Linked DNA regions of Homo sapiens: all the other regions are linked to region 2. A link is a loop called in an ENCODE intact Hi-C map of the cell type or tissue named here. Cell type or tissue: CD4-positive, alpha-beta T cell. All regions are shown on one strand.

Region 1 (2,500 bases), 370 kb after region 2:
TTATCACAAATTTTCCAGCCAATTCTATTTATAATTCTACATCTTCCTTCAGTTAAACCTTTCAAAGAAACTTACACTTTTGATAGCAAGATCTCTACTACTGGGCATACAACAAAGAATGAACCAGCACCTCCACTGGCAGCAAAAGAAAAAATTACATTTCCACTCTAAATTTTTCCTAGCAACAATGCCTAAGAATACAATCTACTTGTTTCTGGCAAATGTCTGCAATCGACTTAGTTTCATAGGATGGGCTGTTAAAAGCGATTAAAAAAAGTTTAATATATTTTAAGAAAGCACAGAGTTCTTTACCCAAAACCAAGAATTGCCACTTAGTTTCATCTTTTGGAACCTGAAAAAAAATCTGTAGAGTTCTGACCAAAAATTCTATACTTTGGAAACTCTCTTAACCTCCTAATCATCATATCAAATAAGCCAGTGGTCTCCATCCATTCTACAAATTTATTGACTGATACCCATGGTCTTCTGCTCTCAACTAAACCTGTTCATGTAAGTTGTGTTTGTTACTAAGTTGTACATTTTTTAATAAATTACAGAATTTAAATTTTGTGTAAACTGATGAAATATGAGTGCAAAAAAAAAGAGAGTTGTGAAATATGTAACAGTAAGAGAGACCAATGCAAAAAAACCAAATATACATACACACACCAGGGTATGACAGATCTTAGGCAAATCATTTAACATCGTTAGGTCTAAAGCTTTCCATGTGAAATATAAGGAAATTAAATCAGAAGACCTTAAAGAACCTTTCAGGTTTTTTGCTGATAACATTTTAATAAAGTGTACTTAAAAATGTACTGTTTAAGCAATAATAAAGATAGGTTGATTTACTCATGTATTCAATATTCATCAAATGCCTGTGGTCATGATTATAGGACAATTTTTAAGCCACTCTAAAGAAATGATGTGATGAAAAGTACAAGAACATAATCTAATAAAGTGTTCCTGTATGTAGATTTTAATGTAAATGTGGAAGATAAATACAGCAGTAATACAATATATGGATATTTTTCTACATGTATGACCATGAAAATTAGAAGTTCTGTTCTCTAGTTTCCATGAACTGCCTTGTCTCCATTATAGACTGTTTAGCACTGGAAAAAAAAAAAAAAGCTTACAAATGTGTAATTACAAAGATGCCCATATTGTCTTCCTGATAGGGTTAGTATTACCAATGTTTATGAGCCAGATTTCTGAAAACTGACTCTGCATTTAAAAAAAAAAATCACTCAAATTCAAGTGAGACGGGGGAAAAAAGAGTATGCCTTTCTTTCCAATCTCAATTTCAATTGCACTTCTGCTCATAACCCTATTTATAATTCAGTTATAGCCACAAGACTTCACAAGTAGTTGCTAAGCAACAGCAGCATGCTGAGTTCAGGGCTATTGGAAATCTGGCTCTCTGCCACATGAAAATATTTAACTGAGCCTAGAGCCTCCAGAATTAAAAAAAATAAAAAGGAGGAGGTGGAGAGAGAGAAGCAGGGGAGAAAAATTCCAAGGAAATTCAGTGATAAATGCAGTAAGCCACCAAGTACATATAACTAAGCTCTTTTGGAGGGTTCACAAATGCAGATCTAGCACCTTATTTTGGCATTTCCAAATACCATATTTCTCTTCTAAATTTTTAATCATCTTTTCTACTGTTGACATAAAGAGTCTGAAGCCATTTGACTGGTAAACAGAAAAAAATTCGATCAGCCACCTCACTGTTAACAGCACAACAATCAATTCAATAAATATACTGTGCAAAGAACAGTGCTTAGAGAGACTAGAAGAGCAGTTTGTGGAGCCTGACTGTGACTATGTTAGATCATTAAGGCCAGGAGGCAAGAAACTATACATTTTCTTCTAATTCCTTTATCCTCATATTCCTGGTTAACTACTAAAAGATGAGATTAACATCTCTATCCTAAACTGCACTGTTTTTCCATTTTAAACACCTCTAATAATTTTTAAAGCATATTAGGAAATTTATTGACAATATAAAAGGGGTAAACAAAAATTAACTCATTTCTTAACAGAAATTGAAAAGACACTAAATGTTTCAACACTCATTCACTGATAAAAATTAAAATTAAGCACTGATAAAAATAAAAATTAAGAACATAAAAATCATTCCTTTAGCTGATAAAGATCACTTCAAACTAACAAGAAATTCCATAATAATATACCACAGATATTTCTCTTAAACACAAAAAAACACCATAGTAATAAAACACCACAGACATTTCTCTTAAACACAAAACAAAGGGTATGCATACTATATCCAATACGTTGTGAAAATCCTGAGCAAAGCAGTAAAAGCTCAAACAGGAGTCAGAACATACAATAAAGAAAACATTCAGGCCAGGAGCTGTGGCTCATGACTGTAATCCTAGTACTTTGGAAGGGTGAGGTGGGTGGATCACCTAAGCTCAGAAGTTCAAGACCAGCCTGGACAACATGGAGAAACTCCGTCTCTACTAAAAATACAAAA
Region 2 (2,500 bases):
ACAAAAAAATCAGGCTGGTTTCGCTGACTGCTTCCTGGACTTAACAACTATAGCATGTCTCCAGAGGTGGGGCCTAGAGCTCCGCCCACTTTTTTGATGTTTTCAAACAGGTCCGCATCGAGAGACTATAAGCCCTGGTCTGCGACTGGCAATCACAGTGGGCAGCCCGATTTTCTGCTGAGTAGGCGCTGTGATTTCAGAATGTCTGGGCGAGGTAAAGGTGGCAAGGGGCTGGGTAAGGGAGGCGCCAAGCGCCACCGGAAGGTGCTGCGGGACAATATCCAAGGCATTACAAAGCCGGCGATTCGCCGTCTCGCCCGACGTGGGGGCGTCAAGCGCATTTCTGGTCTCATCTACGAGGAGACCCGGGGAGTCCTCAAAGTCTTCCTGGAGAACGTGATCCGTGACGCGGTGACTTACACGGAGCACGCCAAGCGCAAGACCGTCACGGCCATGGATGTGGTGTACGCGCTGAAACGCCAGGGTCGCACCCTTTATGGTTTCGGCGGTTGAGCTGTCCCCACAGCTTCTCTACAGACTCCAAAAGGCCCTTTTCAGGGCCCCCAAACTGTCACAGAAAGAGCTGTTAACACTTCCTAGATAACGGGTAAATATCAACCCTTTGATGTCGCCTTCCGGATACCGGAAATGGGATATTCGCGGCCCGAGCATCTGCTCGGGATTAGACTTGGCGGGCACGGGGAGAACTAGACCTCAAGGAGGGGGTTCCGCCTGTGCTTAGGTACGACCCTGGAGGTGCCGCGCAACGCAGTAGTGACCTCCCAAAATCCAGACACCGGATTTTGTTTAGAAGAGTGCTTGTACAAAGCCCTAGTGTTAGAACTGGTCATGGTCTTCTAAGCGGCCGAGTCGTTGGCCCATAAGCACGTATCGGATGGCTTCCATGTAAATCAGGGCTTAGGTGACTTCCTGCTGGCCTTCAGGGGTGAGCGTCACGCGTCAAGGGCGGTTCGTGCGTGTGCAGGGCTTGCTAAGTCGCAGGAAATGGGAGGTCGCAGCACGCCGCTACCTGCAAGCCCGAAAGCTGAATGCAGCTCTAGTGTGGCGCGTAGTCTTACTGGGTACTATTTTACTTAATCGCTGACGTTGAGTGAGAGGTGACCAAGCTCAGATGCTGAGATTAAGGCGGCCGGGCGAAACTCGCGACACCCTGCGATTCCCTCTTAGCCAGCTGCGTAAAGTTGCCTACGCCAAGCGGGTAGCGTCCTGCTCGGCCACCTGGCGGCGGGCGTGGAGTTGGCAGGCAGGCAGTGGGGGTCACGCCGGCATGAAAGGCCAGATCACCTGCAGGTCGCCAAGTTGCCGGGAATCCCCCGCTCCGAGCAGTGTCATGCCCATCACAAATAACCCTATCGCAGCCGGGAGGTAAGCCCTGGCTTCCGAGTAAAGGCCCTGTTCAGAGCAGCCTGGGGGTCTAGAAGGGAAACGGGTGGCGGGTTAGGTTCTAATAAGTTCAGTGAGAATGTAAGAGAGACAGCTGTGGGATTACCAAGCGCGTGGTCCTACCCGGTACTCCCGGGGTGTAGTGAGGGTCTTGGAGAAAGGTGGGGCTGGTGCTACCAGTTAAGCGCACTTTCCAGTAGGCGAGGGTAGGGGGCGGAAGACCTGGTGATCAGCCTGCGTCCAGGCCGTAGGGGTCGCCCCGGCCTCCGGTAAAGCTCCGTATAACAGCCTCGCTCTACTCCTGGCTCTGTCCTTCCTAACTTCTCATTAGGCTTGGCACCCCAGGATGCGGTGTGATCCATGCCGCGTTAACTAATCTGCCCCTTCTCTACCTTTTCTTTTTTCCTTTCTTTTCGAGACCAAGTCTAGCTCTGCCACCGAGGCTGGAGTGCAGTGGCACGATCTCGCCTCCGCCTCCCGGGTTCAAGCGATTCACCTGCCTCAGCTTCCGGAGTAGCTGGGATTACAGGCCTGCGCCACCACGCCTGGCTAATTTTTGTATTTTTTTTTTTTTTGGTAGATACGGGGTTTCACCATGTTGGCCAGGCTGGTCTTGAACTCCTGGCCTCAAGTGATTCACCCGCCTCCGCCTCCCAAAGTGCTGGCATTTCAGGCGTGAGCCACCACGCTTGGTCTTGCTCTAGCTATTCTAAACATGAAGAAGTCATATAGCTTCCTTGGTGCGGTGGGCTGAAGTCACTCTAAGGGAGTTTCCCAGCCCCAGGGGTTAAAGAACTGGAGTCAAGATTGGAACCCAGCTGGCGAAGGATTCCGCACCGCTAGATCTTGACATTTGCCTCTTCTTCTGCCAGGAAGGCTCCCCTGTTCCTTTTTGCTGACGTGTCATTTCTAAGTACTTTCTCCTACTCCATAAAGACTTCAAGTGAGTACACAATACTGGTGTTAGTTTAATTTCTAAGACAGTGAGACACTCGGAGAAGTTCAATTTTCTTTAATGCAAGTGAAAAATTGAGTTACTTAAAAGAAATAGAGTCTGGCATACTTTCGTGCCCTCGATATTTGTTGCATGACCAAA
Region 3 (2,500 bases), 530 kb after region 2:
ACAATAAAATCTAAACTTTTCTCTCTTTTTTTCTCTTTTTTTTGGGGGGTGTCAATAAACCTTCCCTAATTTTATCCCCGCCCCCTTTTAGAAAACGTTCCTGGATCATCGCTGCATTTTTGCTATTCCTTTCTGTAACCTTGCCATTCAAAGAGATGCCATTTGCGGTTACAGCAGTTTTTCAACAGTGGCAGTATTTGAGGTCAGATAATTCATTTGTCGTGGTTGGCTGTCTGTGCACTGTGGGACGTTTAGCTGCATCCCTGACCTTTACCCACTAGCTGCCAGTAGCACTCCTCCAGTGGTGACAAGCAAAAATGTTACCAGACATTTCGAAATCTCCCCCGGGAGCGATATTGCCTCTGGTTAACCATTGGGATAGGGTGTGCTGTTTCATGTCTACCCTCCCCTACGCCTGCTCCTCTTTCTGCAGGCAGTGGCCTTCTCCCTGTGGTTATCCTGGCAAACGCAGGCTCATCTCTCAAAATCTCTGCTCCGTGCTCCCTCCCTGGTGAAGCCTTCCCCGTCTGTCAAGGTGGAGTTAGGCAAGTTGGCCCTCCCATTTAGATGGCACCTTGCTATTAGAGTCAGATCGAATTGTAATTCAATGGAGTTGTCTGTTTCCATCTCAGGCTGAGGGTTTAGAAGGTCAGATTGTTTTTTAGTATTTTGTCTCCTGTACCCAGTTAAGTACCTGGGCCAGAATATTGACATCTAGGTGTATCTTTAACAATTTATGTTTCAATGTTGGAAATGATTAAAACAGTTTAGAAATAACATTTAAAGGCAGATTAATTTTTTTTGCCTCATAACTGATATGATGTCTGTGATATCTAGATTTTAATAAGCCACCACATCTCACATATGATATTTTGTATATGATTTGTGAATAGTTGCCTCTAGTTATTAAACTTGTTTTTGTCAGGTCGGGCCACACAGTCCCACGCCTGTAGTCCCAGCACTTTGGGAGGCCGAGGTGGGAGGATCTCCTGAGCTTAGGAGTTTGAGATCAGCCTAGGCAACATGGTGAAACCCCATCCCTACAAAAAAATATAGAAATTAGCCAAGGGTGATGGTGCATGCCTGGAATCTTACCCCAGAGGCTGAGGCAGGAGGATCACTTGAGCCCCAGAGACGGAGGCTGCAGTGAGCCAAGATAGCACCGCTGCACTGCAGCCTGGGTGACAGAGCGAGACCCAGGTCTCAAAAGAAAATAAAAGAAAAAAGAAACAAATAACAAACTAAGACACAAACACACTCATTATCCTAGGCCTCATTAGGCGATAGAAATTTTTCAGCCCCGTTGTAATCTGTTGTATTTTCAGTCCGAATATCTACTGAACTGTCATGTGTCATGTGAGTGTACTCTTGAATAACCACCTGCATAAAGCCACGCTATTATTTGACAATAATTTAGTATTTCTGCATTTTTAGTTATTTAGGACCAACTATACTTTAAAACGTTATTCCATTTGGGAAGCTCATTATCTATCAATAATAATTGTGAAAAATATTTTTAACATTTGATTTTTAAATACCTTACCAATGCTGCCATCTCCTGGATGCTTTTAAGCACTGTAACAATCAAGGAAGCTTACAGTTCTTAATAGTGGTTTCCAAAAATAACATGATATATGCCTATCAAAAGCTTTTATTTTTTGCCCCGTTCTTTTTCTTTTTATTTTTTTGGTTAGTTTGCAGAAGGCCTGTATACATTTTTACTATTTGCTCCATAAAATAGTTGACTATCTACCTACCTTTCTAACCTCCCACCGCTGGAGACAGAATGGTGTAGTAGTACTGTAGTGTAAAGTGATTATGCTACTTTTATTTTGCCTCTCTAGACCAATATCCACCCTTCTCTACTCTGCTTTGTGTCCTAGGAGGCAGAGACTGACCTATATGGAATGCATCAAGAAGCTATCTTGACTTTTAGCTTCAAATTGGGTCTGGGCAATGGGAAGCACTCAAAGGAAATTAAAGAGAAAGAAGAGCGTAGAGCTGGAGAGTTTATCCCCCCCAGCTCCCTTCTTATGAGGTCCCAGGGCTCTGTCCCTTCAATGAAGGTCATATCCCCAACAAGAGCCCTTACCAAAATAGTTCACTCTATGTTAGGGAAATAGTATTTACATCCTTTCTATATCTTTCAGGCCTAAAGATGATAACAGTACCTAAATGTTGTGAAACCCAGAGCACTTTGCTGTCCCCTGGGGTTATCCTACATTCTGTCCATACCTTTTAGATGCTCCTTTTATTAAATAGCTCCTTAAATTACCTAGCTTGAATATATTTCATTTCGTCCCGACCAAAACAATGAGAATAATGATAGCACTTAACTCAGGCTTGTTACAAGTGTTAAGTAAGTTAAAACGTGATTAATGTTTAAACCATGTCTAAGAAAAGAGATAAAAATGAAAGCAATAGGAAAGAAAATGATAGTGATAGGAGACAAAGATGATCCAATACTAGGATAATTGCTATTTGTTTAGTGGTTAGAAGT

Evidence for each region. Hi-C counts contacts between places; a loop is a spot of excess contacts. Peaks named below come from ENCODE experiments on the same cell type or tissue, not always from the same donor. Only the 100,000 strongest peaks of a DNase experiment are listed, where the experiment ranks them.
Region 1: a loop joins it to region 2, with 2.3 times the contacts of the local background. A loop is called at or near these places in 10 of 110 quality-filtered maps.
Region 3: it touches region 2 in a loop (3-fold over the local background); 9 of 110 quality-filtered maps call a loop at or near these places.

What each region holds. Positions count from the first base shown.
Region 1 is chr12:14,402,766-14,405,265 of GRCh38, reverse strand. The region is part of intron 1 of ATF7IP (activating transcription factor 7 interacting protein); the gene reads right to left. Among named protein-coding and RNA genes, the nearest start is that of ATF7IP, 38 kb to the right of the region's middle. In CD4-positive, alpha-beta T cell, no CTCF peak of the experiment used is centred here; a DNase peak (open chromatin) is centred at 1,385; H3K27ac peaks cover 1,908 bases.
Region 2 is chr12:14,768,786-14,771,285 of GRCh38, reverse strand. H4C16 (H4 histone 16) reads left to right here and starts at 155. Exons shown (of 1, transcript NM_175054.2): 1 at 155-566. The coding sequence starts at 202. The coding sequence ends at 513. It overlaps LOC105369669, which reads left to right and starts at 629. Exons shown (of 3, transcript XM_047429947.1): 1 at 629-1,386; 2 at 2,277-2,347. The coding sequence starts at 1,133. RefSeq lists enhancers at 343-672, 337-933, 934-1,529. In CD4-positive, alpha-beta T cell, CTCF peaks have their summits at 1,036 and 1,241; DNase peaks (open chromatin) are centred at 125, 995, 1,245 and 2,165; H3K4me3 peaks cover 2,500 bases; H3K27ac peaks cover 2,383 bases.
Region 3 is chr12:14,237,444-14,239,943 of GRCh38, reverse strand. No RefSeq gene overlaps it. Among named protein-coding and RNA genes, the nearest start is that of ATF7IP, 130 kb to the left of the region's middle. RefSeq lists enhancers at 546-625, 1-719. In CD4-positive, alpha-beta T cell, a CTCF peak has its summit at 1,523 (motif pointing left); DNase peaks (open chromatin) are centred at 293 and 1,553; H3K4me3 peaks cover 650 bases; H3K27ac peaks cover 305 bases.